2 separate regions of the Homo sapiens genome follow, and region 1 is linked to region 2. The links are chromatin loops, found by intact Hi-C in ENCODE. Cell type or tissue: PC-3. All regions are shown on one strand. Each heading gives the region's core, and the rest is flanking DNA. Links, peaks and the distances in the headings are about the cores only.

Region 1 (8,355 bases), core at 22-8,021, 84 kb after region 2:
GCCAGTCTGCAAAGGTTACAAACTATATGATCCCAACTGTATGTATTCTAGAAAAGGAAAAGGTCAGTGATTGCTATGGGTTCAGGGGAAAGGAGAGGAATAAACAGGTGAAGCAGAGAGAGATTTTAGGGCTGTGAAGTTATTCTGTACTGTCCTCTGGATATGTGATCTTATGCATTCATCAAAACCCAGAGAGCTGTAAAATACAAATTGTGCACCCTAATGTTAACCCTGGACTTTAGTTAATTATAATGTATCAATAGTGGTTCATCAATTATGACAAAGGCGCCACACTAATGCAAGGTATTAATAGTAGAGGAGAGAGGGTATATGGAAACTTTCTGTACTATCTGCAGAATTTTTCTATAAATTTAAAACTACTCCAACAAATAAAGTCTATTCATGAATTTCTTTAAAGAACTAGAATCACCAGTCCATGTTCACATGTTTCAAGAGACACTCCCATGTTTTGAAAGAGGCATTCCAGTGAGGTGCTGTACACATGAAAAATCTTCTACCTCTTCCTACGCTCTTACAGCACTCATGACAGTTACAAGAATTGTCATATTGTGCTTTCATTTCATATCTGGTGGCCAGCAAGAACTCAGGAAACATATGTTAAAGACTGAAGGAAAAAAATGGCTGATTAAAGAATACAAAAAATAAATCTCATCAAAAGTCAGATTGATTTACTTTTTATTTCCTTTGTGAAAACCAGGCTTGTCTTCTGTCCATGTACTTGATGCTACAGTTATAACAAATTAGTCATAATTTCATATTCATGCCCTTATTACTTTCTGAATATTCCCTTTTCTGCCTTCTTGTCTGACCTGTATAGTTTCTCTTCTCTCAATCTCACCTCAAATATCAGTTTTATTACTAAGGCACCCTGCCCTGGTGCTTTCACAACATAATAGTTCCAAGTTCTACCAAATCTTTTTAGCGTTACATTGTAATTATTTTAATGTCTCTTACTCCTATAGGAGTGAGCAAATTGAGGCCAATAGAATGTTTTATTATGATATACCTATCCCTTTTCATAGTGCTTGATAGAATTCAAAATCAATTATTGGTACTGTGAATAAACTAATGAATGCTGCTGCTTTGCATGAATCATGTCATAGAAAACCTCTGCCTACCCATATTAATAAAAGTAGTCAATTGCAAAGAAGCCTAAGGCAATAGGCTGGATTTGTAATGAAGTAAATAAGACATAATTGCTAGAAGGCAAAATTGTGTAATTGAATGTGCATGGATTTTATATTAAAAATTATCCCACTCTGGTTGCACAATTTGTACCTTATGACATTGAAAAGTGAATATAATTACTCCTTTTTTTCATACATTAGAATATCATCATTTTTGCTTGGTTGCTGTAAGACTGAGTAACCAAATGTAAAAGAATCTAAAATGCCTGGCACATAAGAAGCCTTCCAAAGATAATATTTCAAATCTCCTTATTTTTTATGGGAAAGATGGGAACCCTGAGGACTAATCTCAGCTATTCCAGTTACAAGTGTTTTGATCTTGAATTAATTATGTAAAAATCCACGATCTTTGGTTTTTATTTATAAAAGAATCATCATGGCACTAAATGTTTATTATGGGGGTTAGATATCACACGTAAAGTTACTAGCAGAGTTCCTATTATACATAATAGCTCGACAAAGTATTAATCAGTTTAACATGAAAAGATGTTAACAAAAATAACTTGTTAGGCTGTAGCCTAAAGACAGAATGATTGAGTCCATACCAGGTACCCTCAATTCTAAAGCGTGGTGCTAATTCAGCTGATGAGGGTGCACTGGACTTTGTAGAGGTACTTCGGCTAGAGTCAGTCTGTCATCTATATTAAATATGTGAGTTGAGAGTGCTGAGGAGAAGAGGATTTTATTGCAGAGATTTTCATTGCAGTTGCACTATTGCCCAGTCCTTGAGAAGGGGAAATCTGGAATGAGTCCTTAATATCATGTATTGAGAGAGAGGCATTCAAGGAGACTGTCTGAAGAGGCTGACATGGGTGGCACTGGATATTGATAGATGCAGAGGAGCCATATGCGACTCCTAATTCGTAAGATTAAAGACATTTTCCCTTTCCTGGGGGCAGAATAAAGGGGAGGGGAGTATCATTAGGAATGCACTGTGCTTCCACTAAGAGATGGACAAAGTTTTGTGTCTTTCAACAGGCATCCCTTATGAGAGAAAGAGAGAGACAGATGGACTAATGCCAAGAGTAGAGCCTGGAGATAAAATGAACAAGAACCATGAGTACTGAGGAGCAATGTCACAAGGTGCTAGCCTAAAACATTGCTAGAAACAAAAAAACTTGGTCAAAGATTGTCTTTGCAGCATTCTCCAAGGAGTCTGTTTAAGTGTCAGCATTGGCTGCCTAGTTAATAAGAAAAGTAGTGACATCAATTTGTCATCATTTCTGCCAAGTCTTTGCTCTTTCTGTCAGGCCTACAAAATTGATCAGGCCTAAGTTGGATGAAAGTTTAAGATACTCAATACATTAGATTGAAATGGATTCCTTATTTTAGACTGCTATTTGTTTAAAGCCAAGAAAAATAGAACATTTATGCAGTCATTGTAACTTGATAAATCTAAGGAGCCTATTTTTTATTTCACTCAGAAATATGCTAAGAGAAAATTAACAGTGCAGAAATAATAAAATTGATTACTAAATTCAAAAACTATCATATTCATTTCCTTCAGTGAACCAATTATTTGTTAATGATGTATCATGGATATTTTAAGAGGTACATAAAACAATGAATGCTTCTTTTGAGTTATAGTCTTACAGAGAGAGTACTCATCAAGTCAACAAATATGTTTAATTCTTAATGTCTCAATATACTTCTACTGTACTTTTTACTAGACATCATCAGTGTTTTGACAACATTGAGTGAGTTATGCAACTAGAATTATAAACCACATGGCAATGAAAGTAGACTCAGTCAACCATGACTGGCCAGATTGGCATCAAGAAAATTGTCATTACAATGAAATTTTGATTTTGAAAAGACAGAGAAAAATCAAGAAAAAAATGGGCAGAAGCGAGAAAAGAATATAAGTTTAGGTGGATTTGAAAAAAATGTGGACCCTAGATAACATAAAATCTAAATGGCTTTAGAACTTCAATCAATACCCTTTACATCTTGTTATCTTGTCTGTACTGACATATTTCAGCTTTCTCAAGAATTGCATGTCCCTTGACAAGTATGTGTGTGTGTGTGTGTGTGTAAACTACACAACAAACACACACATATATGTAGTTTATATATATACATACACACATATATATGAAGTTTGTGTGTGTGTGTGTGTGTGTGTGTTTACTCAAATGCCCTTTTGCTAGTTCTTCTTGTTGATGTTGAAGTTGGTGGTGGGTTGTGAGTGATGTTTGAGTTTTGACATTTTTTGTTATGATAAAGAAAAGTATCCATTCTAATGAGAGTAATTGATATCTGGATGTTATTTAGGGTCTTCCCATATCATAGGATTAACCAAGCAGCATCTGGTACTAGTGGCTATTTAGAAAAGTTAATCTGTTCCATAGGAAAAGAGGCACTCATTTTAAAACATGAGTCATGTAGCTATTCCTAGTCCTTTTATTTCCTTTTACAATCCAAAACACTGCTGGGACATGTCTCAGGAAAAGAATTATCATTGTCTATAATTAGACATTTAATATACTGACTCATAAGAAGTGTTTGGACATCCAAGGCATCAATGAGTCAATTATATTTTTAATCTTTAAAACTGCTACTGAAACAGTGCTGCTGAGAGTCATTACTCTTGATTAATAGCAAAGCATACTTTTTAGAAGAAAAAGCCTGTATTTCTCTTTGATTTCTAACTGCACACACATGCTAATTGCCACGGAGAGTTTATTTAGCTGGACGTTTGGGACATGTGGGTTACATTTTTATAGCTACTTCAGACAGAAAATCTTTTCAGTATATTCTACACAGCTAGGCAACAAAGAGGAAGAGGGCAATTTACAACTGGAAGTTCTTCTAATCCTCCTTCATTAATTGTGCCTTAATGAAATGATATATCTTAGTGGAATCCATAATAACAGTAATTTCTGTTCCCACAAGTAAGCCTTTCAGAATGAAATTATCACATTTTCTATATTCAGAAATTTGCCAAAATAAACTTTGGAAAACATGTGTGACTCTGTACCATATTGTCTGCAGCCCCAAAACTGACAGCATTTGGCTTATATTGCATCATTCAAACCTCACTTGTATTGAAATGCTCTACTACTGAATTTGTAATAGCAAATGAGACTTGCAGAAAGCTTCATCCAGAGAGTCATGTTCTTCTGTAAACGTGATAATTGCCCTCATTTGACTACTGATTCATTTGGCTTTCCTATGGATAATTAAGAACCAAAGACCTGTGGTAATCACCTGACTGCATGGTATTCTGAACATTTGCAACATCCTGTTTAAAGCATACCAATTATATTAATACACATTTTGCAAAAGCTTTGTTTAAATCAAAAAGTGCTTATTTTCTATTTACACTTGAAAGTTGAAGATAGCTACTATATTGTTCCTTGGTCAAGTATTATAATCAGTCATAATGTGATATAGTTTTAATTAATTAACAACTTAATTCTGACCCATTTTATTATAATATATGTGGAAATTTCCTCTAGATCCTTGTGTCAAAAATACAGAATTTCAGATATACATCTGTATTTTGATATATTACCAAGAAGCTTTTATTTTATATTAGATGTTTTAGATGACTGCCTGAAGAAAAAGAAAGGAATACTTTGTTCATAAATGATGAAATGACCAAATGAATCAATTGTATAGGCAACATTCTTTTTCTTTTTCTTTTCTTTTTTTTTTTTTGAGACAGAGTCTCTCTGTGTCGCCAGGCTGGAGTGTAGTGGCATGATCTCGGCTCACTGTAACCTCTGCCTCCCAGGTTCAAGTGATTCTCCTGCCTCAGCCTCCTAAGTAGCTGGGACTACAGGTTCACACCACCATGCCCACCTGAATTTTGTATTTTCAGTAGAGATGGGGTTTCACCATGTTGGCCAGGATGGTCTTGATCTCTTGACCTCATGATCTGCCCTCCCCTGCCTCCCAAAGTGCTGGGATTACAGACGTAAGCTACCATGCAGGGCCGGCAACATTATTTTTCAAAGATATTCTGTTTGTTTAGTTAGTTAAATCCATTTTGATAATGTTTTAATTTTCATTTATGTTGGAATAATTCAACATTACCTAAAATTGAATTGTATTAATATTTTGCATTTGCATGAAACAATATTTACAGACATCAGCATTTTACTCTATCCATAAATTAATAATATTACATTCATCCAAAAAGTTGAATATTTTTTATAGGAAGGTAAATAGGGCAAAGGGAACAAAACGATTATTTGATAAATATGATTCAAGCTCTTAACTTCCTTGCCAAAAGAATTCTGATTTATTTCAGCGCTTTTCAGACATACCAAGAGCAACAGAGAGCTCAGGAATAATAGTTTCCTTCAATAGGTCCAAGGATACACTATGATGAGTCTCAGTCAATTGCAGTAATTCCATTTCCAGTTATCTGTTATTTGATAAGGATTAGGAAATGACAAATTCTAGTGACTCAGACGTCAGAAGACATGTGATGTGGGGCTTCTGGGAAAGATAACATTTGCATATTTAAGTAAAAGTAGAAAAACAAAAAGAAAACCACTTAATTCCTTTGAACGTATGGATGCTGTCACATGAAGACTTGGCACTTTGGCAAGTCTGTTGGGACAACTTTGTGAACCAAAAGCAATAACAGAAAATTACATTCTTCAATTGCTGAGCTAATGAATCAATGATTCTGGAACTGCCTCCTTCCAGAACTTTTATTCAGTGAAATAATCAACAACCTTAATGATGAAAATATTTTTAGTAGAATATTCTGTTTTTTTGCAGGAAAACATGATAAACATATTGTAAGAGATATGTGATAAGCACGTTGTAAGAGACACAAAAATTTAGACACAGTCTCTGACTTATAGACAGACTCCTCTGAAGATGCTCCTACCCTGAGCCCCTGAGAGGAAGCTATGATTTATCTGAATGATATATATTGGGAAAATATAACAATGTGATCAACTTCATCTTTTTCCTCTTGGAAACAAGGTGCCACAGAATGAGTATGTCCCTGTCCATCCTGCAACTGGGTGGGTGGGTCTGCCTAATCCTGAGTTTTGGGTGAGGAAGTGCTTTTAGGCTCTGTCTTCCAATTCTGCCCATCAGTGATAAAGTAGATATTTTGGTCTTCATCTACCAATCCTACTTTTGTCTCTCAATTAGTTCAGAACCTAAGTGGGAAGTAGGAGTGTTTTAATCAGTACCTCCTCAGCGGCAACAATGGGTTGAGTGAGTGATTAAAATTGAAAATAGACTTATTTCATTGAATGTTTTGCAGTCCACTTTGAACATACACGTGGATTTCTTAAGGGATGGCACTTTCAAGGCAAGAGAGTTTCTCCCCAATATCAAGTCCTCAACCCAAGTTCAGGTGTGAAAACAGATTCCACAAGTTTATCTGGCTTGCTACCTCAGATTCATTTTTGTCTCTTCTCTCTCTGCATTACAAACTTATATCTCTTTTATCTGTAGAATTTTCTTTGAGAATTTTTTCTTCAGTGCCACCTCAACTACTTTTGTCTAACTGTATTATCTAAACCACTACAGCTAGCTCCCCTATCCATAAAACTTAACAATAATAAAATAGAAAATCTTGGATTCAGATTCATAAGAAGTGGCTACTAATCATTATTAGATCAATAAAAAGTTGTATGACTTTGACTGTCCAAGCTCACAGTTTTTTTTTGCCTTAAATACTATACCACCTCCTAATTCTAACCTACATTTTGTGCAAACTGTGCCCTGCATAGAATACTTTCACATTACCTGCTACACTTTAATGGAATTTTGTGTTAATGAAATTTAAGGCCCTTCAGGATCTACATCACATTTTATTTGACTTTGTATTTCTAGCATCTTTCACAGTGTTTAACCTACAATAAGTGTTCAACAATTAGTTATTGAATTAATGTATAAAATTTTAATCTTTATTTGTCTCACATACCCATCAATAAAAATAAAATATCAATATCTGTTCTATTTACTGTTAATGATACATTTGCAATTACATGGCGAAAGTAAAGTGGACAAAGATAAAGCCATCAGAATTGGGGATAAAATTTCTAATATGAGAAAGGGATTTTATATATATGCATTATCCTTTGGCTGTTTCTATGATCTTTTGTGTTTCTTAAACAGCATGCCAAATATCAAGTAGGATATTGAGCTGAAGGAAAGAACACAGGATAAGGCCAAAATAAGCCTATCACAAATATGTCATTAGTGCCAAAGATTAGATCCAGCAGAAATCTCATTTTTTTTAATTCTAAGTTTTACCATATCTCAAAAATCCTGATAGGATTGCATAGCGTAGGGTTGATGGATCTCAATATGTTCATGTTCCCATGGTGATTCTGATGTGCAGCAAGGCCCAGCACTACTCTTTCTGTCAAATGAATACTCACCTTTTTAATTTGGTACATTTCAAGCAAACAGGAAATGATAGAGTTCTAAGTCCCAATAAAGACAACTTAATTACAAATACATTATTCTTCGAAATCAGCAGTATTGGTAGGTAGAAGAATTGGAATTTTTAAAAATCGTAATTGGTTCTTTTTCATAGTCACAATTCCCATTCTGCTAACAGGGTTGCTATGAGGATCCCATGAGATAATTTGAAAGTACTTTTTAAAATTATGAACTGCTATTGCTGCTGTTTTGCTATTTTGAAATAATGCTTCTAGTCTGATTATATTTCATCATTCAATGTCTCCTTCCCATAATGGCAAAGAGCTGAAGACTAGACAATTTTTTTTTTTTCAGAAGGACCCAGCATTCTGGAAGCCCCACCCTTTCAGGTCAAGTACCTGGGGACTGTGACTTTGACTCTATGAGCTTCACTTTTCCTATCTATACGAGAACTATAAAACCAATCACATCTCATTATTAGATGATATAACACATTTAAACTGCTTACCCCAATGCCTGATACATAACAGTAAGTACACATAATTAGTATAGAATATTAACAAAAAAAGTTGACAATGATGAATTCTTGCTTGTATATGTTCTTAAATCCCCTTGCCCACTTTACCTATCCAAATCCATCTCTTAAAAATTCCCAAGAGGAATCTTAACTTTTAGCCTGTCCAGTTTTCTCATCAGCTGTCATAATGGTCACTTTCATTTGGACATTAATCTTTTAATATTTTAAGCTGTTTTGTTTGCTACTACATGAAATTAACAGCCA
Region 2 (8,355 bases), core at 21-8,020:
TTTATTTCTTTCTGGTTCAATCTTGGTAGGTGGTATTTATCTAGGTATTCATTTATTCTAGATTGTTCAATTTATTGGCATATAGTTGCTAATAGTAGCCACCAATGATTCTTTGAATTTCTGCAGTATCAGTTATAAAGTCTCCTTTTTAATCTCTGGATTTATTTGGAAGTTGTGTATCCATTAAATATATAGATTTATATGTAGCAGTGTGGGAGGGGTGTGTTTGGATAGATAGATAGATGTATCTCTCTATATATACACACCAATGATAATCATAATCATGGCATTTTTACAGGTTAATTTATCAAAATAAGTTTCTGTAAATTCTCAAATAATTGATGATGATTAGCTCTTATTTATTATTTAATATGTACCAAAAATTTAAACTATTTTTATCATTTTTCCCCACTAAACAATAACTGGGGGTACATTTTATTTTTCCATTTAATAACTAACAAAAATATTTAACTAGTCACATTAACCACATTTTTTTTTCCCTATGTTGCAATGCTATTAAGTGGTAGAGGCAGAATTTTGCTTCTCACAATCTGAAGTTAAAAGCAGCATTTCTTTAATTACAGAGTGTGAGAGATTAGTTGAAGGGTAAAAAGTTTCATTCAGTTAGATAGGAGAAATAAGTACTGGAGATACATTGTACAGTATAGTGATCATAATTGGTAATGTATAATATACTTAAAATTGCTCAGAGTAGATTTGAAATGTTCTCATTAAAAAATGATAAATATGTGAGGTCATGAATATGATTATTAGTTTGATTTAATCATCCCACTATGTTTATGTTCCTATGTTTGTATGCATATAAATCAAAACATCACATTGTATACCAAAGATACGTAATCTGTAATTTATCAATTAAAAATAATTATTTTTTAAAAAATATAATTCCCAATTACTATGCTACATTCGTGAAATTAGAAATAGTGGTCCATCTACTGCCTCTAGAATTAGCTTACCCTGTGAAGGACAATGTCTAGGTTTTAGTGTCCTTTTAACGAAAATGACACTTAATTGGTGAATTATATACCCTTCTCTCAACAACACCTTAAAAATCCTCTAATATTACATGTAGAAATTGGTAACCTCACAGACAAAAAGAAAAAATTAGTATAGCCATGGAGAATTAGACTAGAGAAAGTGTGTTTATCTTACATTAAAGGTAAGTACTAAAACTTAGACTACTATTAATCTTTATATCTAGGTGTGCATTTCCAGTCAATTTTATATTGGATTTTATAACCATTTTGATTTTGTGTATCAGTTAACTAATTAGTATAAACATTACATAAACTGTATGATCGATTAGGAAATTGTAGTGTCTAGATATAATGTCATTCACAAAAGATAAACTGATGGCTGGCTATTATGATTCTTACTTTACCAAGTAACAAATTTAGCATTATGAAATCTGTAGTTAGTTTACTTCTGCAATGAACATAACATTAAAATTGTTGTAATAATATGTTTCTCCAATTTTTTATATAATGCATAAAGGACAAAAGATCAAGCCACTTCTATATCTTGCCTGTTAATCAGAAAATATCTTGGATTTATAGCTATGTACTAATCACAAAGTCTTTCTTAGAAAAGTATTAAAAGTGATTTTATACTATATAATATTATTTATTAAATCCTATGTGATGTTCTCCTCACAACTAGTGTCTTCATAGTTTAATTTTTTTCTCTATTTTTTTAAAAGTCAGAATTGTCAAGGGTTATGTCATATTAGTATCAAGATAGTTGACCATAATTTTAGATATTAGGCTGAGACATATCAGGACAGCTAACATTTCAATGTAAGTCAATGAAATATATAGATGGTTATATAATTAGGAATTAAGGAAAGAAGCATGAGAAAGGCTGCATAAAGGAAACTTCTCTCGGATAATCCTTATAAGCATGGAAAATATACTTTTTCACAAAACTTAAGACACAATGCAAAATGATGCTATTCCATTTTTAAATGAATGTTCACTTTTATAAAGTCTTACATAAGTAATTGTAGATAATGGCTCAGGCAACATTTTAGTACCATTGCCTGCATGTTTTGAAATTTTGATGTCCTTCTTTATGAGGGATGGATGTGGCAATGCTACCAAGACTTTTTAATACAATGTACTAAAATTTTTAATATATAGGATATAATACTTGGAACTATGAACTTATGAGTAACATTAAAAGGGAAAACTGTTAAAAAAATGAATAATTTGATTACAAGTTATTTTTTAAGAAACAGAATCATCAATAAAATTTTGAAATAGAAAATGGACCCAAACAGCACAGTTAGTTTAGAGATTTAAAGAACATCTTTCAGATATTATTAGCTGTCTCTTGAAAGATATCTGCTTGCAACGCAACCAAAGTCTTACAAATGTGTACAGTTTAACATACCTACTTGGGGGAGAAACATATCTCAATATTTTCAGATAGAAAAAAATCTATTTTGTTATCATGAAACTTCAGAACATATTTCAGAAGAACCCAACATAATACATGCCAATTTTAACATTTCTTTAATTAAGAAAATATTTTATAAATAAACATTTCTAGTGTTTAACTTCAAATGCTATTTTTATAATCCTCAACAGAAAGGATATTAGAACACAGTTTTAAATATATCACTACTACAAATGTTCTGTCACTGAAAAATACTTGTAACAGAACATTTATTTAGGAACATTTTGCAGAGTAATTTTTATTTATTTTACTATGTTTTTGAGACGGAGTCTCACTCTGTCACCCAGGCTGGAGTGCAGTGGCGCCATCTCAGCTCACCACAACCTTTGCCTGATGGGTTCAAGCGATTCTCATGCCTCAGCCTCCCAAGTAGCTGGGACTACAGGCGTGTGCCACCATGCCTGGCTAATTTTCGTATTTTTTTTGGTAGAGACGGGGTTTCATCATGTTGGCCAGGATGGTCTTGAACTCCTGACCTCAAGTGCTCTGCCAGTCTCAGCCTGCCAAAGGCTTTTGCAAAGTAATCTATATGTCTCCCCTTTTCTTTTTATTATTACCTTTTTTTTATTTTGCTTTGGTTTACTTATTAGCCAGAATATTTTGTTTGATAATTAACATTACATTCTTTTGAGAAAATCAAATAAGAGCAAACAATACAAATCTACTCTCAGAAACAGTGACATCCTCTACTATGTGGTCTGTGTAAAATAATTTATATTTCACTACATTTCTTTTGTATGCTGAAAAATCACCTTTTAATAATGAATAGGACAGAGCCATATCATCTCTCTCAATTGAGAAATTTAATGTACTTGTTAGGTGACATGCAGATAAAGCTAAAATGCAAACCCTATACTTACTTCTTTAATATTTATATGTTTATTTTGAACCAAGAAAATATTTCCATATCATTACACATCGGAATTATTGAAAGAGGCACTTTTTATAGAAATTAACTTTTAAAATTAAATCCTCTTTCCTACTCCAAATTGTTCCACTTAATGCCAGAAATATCTTACATAAAATATCCACTGGTCTACTCACATGACAGCAACTTTTATTGCAAAAGGATATGCCAGAGTTTGATTCATTATTATGTCACAGTTATGACTCATCTCTTAGGGTAACACAATTGTCATGTTAGCTGTGTGGTTTTCAATTTACTCTTGACTTAAGCAGGAAATAAAAGAATGTCCAGCTGAGAGATTGCCAGGGGTGTTGAAATGAGTCATATGCATTAGCAGGCATTATTTACTCATAAATCCCATATTTATTGGGAGCATTTTGCAATTCCAGAAGGTGATCATAAAGTTATCTTGGCTATGTGTTGGATCAGTAGCAAACAGGAATTGCTATTATGAAATCATTACACTGAAGTGTGTCTGATGCCTGAAATAGATCCTCATATTCAAAAGAATATCAACGACTAAGGCACTTACCAAACTACTTGATACAAATATGGAAAATGGCTAACTACTCTGTCAAAAATTTATATTGATTTTATAGGTACATTTCACATGAATACTTGATTCTTTTAGCTGCTTCAGAATAGCTTGAGCTAATTCTACATCAATCTCATATCATCAGTGTAGCATCCTGTGTTATTCCAGTGACACTTGGTAAGAACCAGTGTATCTCCTCTAGAGCCATCTGCTATTAATTTTGAAGCTAAGCCTCCCAGAATTTCACTCATCTGGAACCTAGGGGCAACACACACACACACACACACACACACACACACACACACACACAGACAAACACACACTCTTTTCCAAATATTGGAGTGTTAAAGTATTAAACTAGTCATCTATAAAGTAGAGTGTTTCCTGTGCAGCAAGTAGAAGTGTAATTAATTATACATGTACTGTATTTTGAAGTCCATTTGGAAGTACATGAGTTGACTGATTTGTCAAGGGTCTTAAACACAATCATTAATCTAATCATTTATCTCCTGGAAATCTGTTTGAGTGAGACATTATTAAAAATGTTTGGTATAAGAAAATGTATTGCAGTGCTACTAATAGAAAACATAAATCCAAAATATAGTAATGGTAACAATAATAACAAATTATTAATATTTATTGAGCTCTATATGACTGACCCACGTCTATGCCTTGCTCTGTATTATTTAATCTTGTCAACAACCTAATAAGTTAGGTTCAAGTATTATATGCATTTTGAAAATGAAGAAACTGCATGTTTGCTTGAGCACAAACAATCTGACTTTTTAAATATTCATGAATTAGAGAATACTAATGCTATTTAAACTATACGGCAAAAGTTGTTACTAATAATCTTTATTATAAAACAACTGAGTGTCTATATATATGCATATTTTGCATGAATCTTACTTTATAGCTAAAATGTAATCAACCATTTTCTGTCCCCAATTCCATTAAACAATATGCGAGATGAATATATTCTCATTCTTGAGATTTTCCACCATCTCTAGGCAGGGCTGAATCTTTGGATGGGTGACTAGTACAGTTCCACAGCGCCCAACTCTTAGAAGGGCCAGCACTTAAGAGTTTAATGATCTTCATTGCAAGCTTTTAATTCTTTTTTTTTTTTTTCTGAAACAGAGTCTTGCTCTGTTTCCACGCGGGAGTGCAATGGCATGATCTCGGTTTATTTTAACCTCTGCCTCCCAGCTTCAAGTGATTCCCCTGCCTCAGCCTCCCAAGTAGCTGAGACTACAGGCACACACCACCACACCCGGCTAATTTTTTGTATTTTAGTAGAGACAGAGTTTCACCATGTTGGCCAGGATGGCCTCAATCTCCTGACCTCGTGATCTGCCCGCCTTGGCCTCCCAAAGTGCTGGGATTACAGGCGTGAGCCACCAAGCCTGGCCTAATTCTTAATGATATCTCTGAATTTGTATTTTTAAGTAAATTCTGATGGGATAATGCGTCATGTGTCCAGGACTTGAAGCTGCTATTCCCTCATGATCCTGACACCTGGAATTTGCACCTCACAGGACCCCAGCCTTGCTGCTCTGCCCATTGACCTCTGCCACCCTCCATACCGGGTGTGAGTTACCACCAGAAGAAGTCTGTGGCAGCAGCAGTCTTTGCCTTATTCTGACAGTGCCAAAGTGTGTTTGGTGGGTGACTCAGCTGAGTTGAGCCTCTTGCCAACTCCCAACACAGGTGCAGAGTGCATCTGAGCATGGAGGTTCTTGACTCTTATGACATGAAAAGTGCAATGTGAACATAAAATTGTGAATGATGTGACTATTCCAAAAACACAAACAGACACTGGCAAGGATCTGTTTTGCCAACAAAGCTACACAACTGCAGCAGAAAAGCTCCATGGAGGAAAAACTACAGTGCAAATAAAGGTTTCCAGCCGTCAATGATGCTAGCAAAGTGGAGGAAGGGTCACAGTAGGTCCCTCAGAAAGCTTCCCCAGCCACTTTCATGAAATTAACACCCTTGACCATTTTCTCTTCCAAAAAGTAAGGATTTTCTCTTTAATGTCTCATGCCTCTTCCAGCTTTATTACTCTGTGATTATGTGTTCATTTTTAAGGCATAATAAATGTGAAAAAAATGAGATTGATTTGAGTTTACTTTTTCTAAAAGTTCATTCTAGATGCAATAAATGAAGTTAGACAGTAAAACTCAGTAAAAATGCTTTATAATATATGTATATATGCTCTTTAAGAAAAATTGCTTAACATTTTTACCTCTTAATTTGCTTTCGTGATTCCATGCATTTTGTTGTACTTATCATGGCAAAATTTATTTGTGAAGTATATATCAGAAAGCCTTGCTCTATGATCAACAAACTTTGGTTAACTTTTAACTTTCAACATAACATTAGATATTCACCTCTCCATTTGTTCAGAGTTAAATTGTCATTACTCATTTGCTTTTTTATCTAAATTAAGATTTTCTTTAAGTCAACACAATAAACGCCATATATGCCAAGCCCACAGCTAACATCATATTCAACCATGAAAAGCTGAAACATTATCCTCTAAGATCAGGAAGAAGACAAATATGCCCACTTTCCCTTTTTCTGTCAACACTGAAAGGGAAGTCTAACCCCGAGAAATTAGGTAAGAGAAAAAAACTACAGGCATCTAAACTGGAATAGTAGTTAAACTGTCCTTGCTTGCAGACACATGATCTTACATATAGAAAACTCTAGGCCGGGCGCAGTGGCTCACGCCTGTAATCCCTGCACTTTGGGAGGCCAAGGTGGGCAGATCATGAGGTCAGGAGATCGAGACCATCCTGGCTAACACGGTGAAACCCTGTCTCTACTAAAAATACAAAAAATTAGCTAGGCGTGGTGGCGGGCACCTGTAGTCCCAGCTACTTGGGAGGCTGAGGCAGGAGAATGGCATGAACCTGGGAGGCGGAGCTTGCAGTGAGCCAAGATTGCACCACTGCACTCCAGCCTGGGCAACAGAGAGAGACTCCATCTCAAAAAAAAAAAAAAAAAAAAAAAAAGAAAACTCTAAAGACTCCACCAAAAAAACTGTTAGAACTAATAAGCAAATACAGTAAAGTTGCAGAATAAAAAATAAACAAAAATCACCTGTGTTTCTATGCACTACAAAGAATCTGAAAAGGAAATAATTAAACAATCTCATTTATAACCACATCAAGAAAAATAAAGTACTTAAGGAAAAAAATTCAACAAAGATGGTAAAAAAAAAAAAAAAAAAAAAAAACTTGCACACTGAAAACTACCCAAAACAATCTATGTATTCAATCCATAGCTATCAAAGTTCCAATGACAGTTTTTTACAGAACTAGAAAAAACAATCCTAAAATTTGTATGAAGCCACAAAAAACTCTGACTAGCCAAAGCAATGTTGAGCAAAAAGAACAAAGGTGATTGCACCACATTGCTTAATTTCAAATCTAAAACAAAGCCATAGTAATCAGATCAGTATGGTACTGGTACAAAAATCAGACACATAGACCAATGGAACAGAATAGAGAACCCAGAAATAATTTTATGAATTTACAGTTAATTGATTTCTGACAAAGATTCTAGGAACACACAATGGAGAAAGGATTGTCTTTTCAATAAATGGTGCTGAGAAATACTGAGTGATGTAAAATGTTCACACCACAAAAATAATAACTGTGAGGTAATGCATATTTTAATCAGCTAGATTTAAATATTCCACAATGTATATACACAGAAAAACATCATGTACTTGATAAATATATACAATTATATTTGTTAATTTAAAATAAATAAATTAGAGGAAAATAAATGATGCTAGGAAAACTGGATATCCACATGCAGAAGAATAAAATTAGACTCTTATAACACAGAAAAACAATCAAATCAAAATATATTAAAGACTTAAATTTCAGACCTGAAACTGTAAAATTACTAGAAGCAAATAGAACGAAAAAAAGCTCCATGACATTGACTTAAGTAATAAATTTTTTGGAGCTGAGTCTATAGGTACCAGCAACAAAAGCAAAGTAGACAAATGGGATTCGCAAACTGAAAAGCTCTGCACAGAAAAGGAAACAGTCAACAGAATGAAGAGACAACCTACAAATGGGAGAAAATATTTATAAACCATACATTTAATAAGGTTAATATTCTATATGTAGGGAATTCAGACAACTCAATAGGAATAAAACAAATAACTTGATTTTTATAAATGGCCAACAGGTTTATTAAAAAATGTTCAACATTACTAATCATTGGGGAAATTCAAATTACAATCACAATTCAATTATAATCACAATGAGGTAACACCTCACACCTGTGATTGAAATTCAATTACAATCACGATGAGGTAACACCTCACACCTCTTAGAATGGCTATTATCAAAAAGACAAAAAATAACAAGTGTTAAGAGAGGATGTGAAGAAAAGGGAACTCTTTTTTTTT

What was found. Hi-C counts contacts between places; a loop is a spot of excess contacts. Peaks named below come from ENCODE experiments on the same cell type or tissue, not always from the same donor. Only the 100,000 strongest peaks of a DNase experiment are listed, where the experiment ranks them.
Region 1: it touches region 2 in a loop (14-fold over the local background); 4 of 110 quality-filtered maps call a loop at or near these places.

The regions. Positions count from the first base shown.
Region 1 is chr5:21,233,408-21,241,762 of GRCh38, forward strand. The region is part of intron 3 of LOC124900950 (a long non-coding RNA gene); the gene reads right to left. Among named protein-coding and RNA genes, the nearest start is that of LINC02146, 620 kb to the left of the region's middle. In PC-3, for the core only: no CTCF peak of the experiment used is centred there; no DNase peak of the experiment used is centred there; H3K27ac peaks cover 1,878 bases.
Region 2 is chr5:21,149,142-21,157,496 of GRCh38, forward strand. The region is part of intron 2 of LOC102723561 (a long non-coding RNA gene); the gene reads right to left. Among named protein-coding and RNA genes, the nearest start is that of LINC02146, 540 kb to the left of the region's middle. In PC-3, for the core only: no CTCF peak of the experiment used is centred there; DNase peaks (open chromatin) are centred at 3,660 and 5,600; H3K27ac peaks cover 2,528 bases.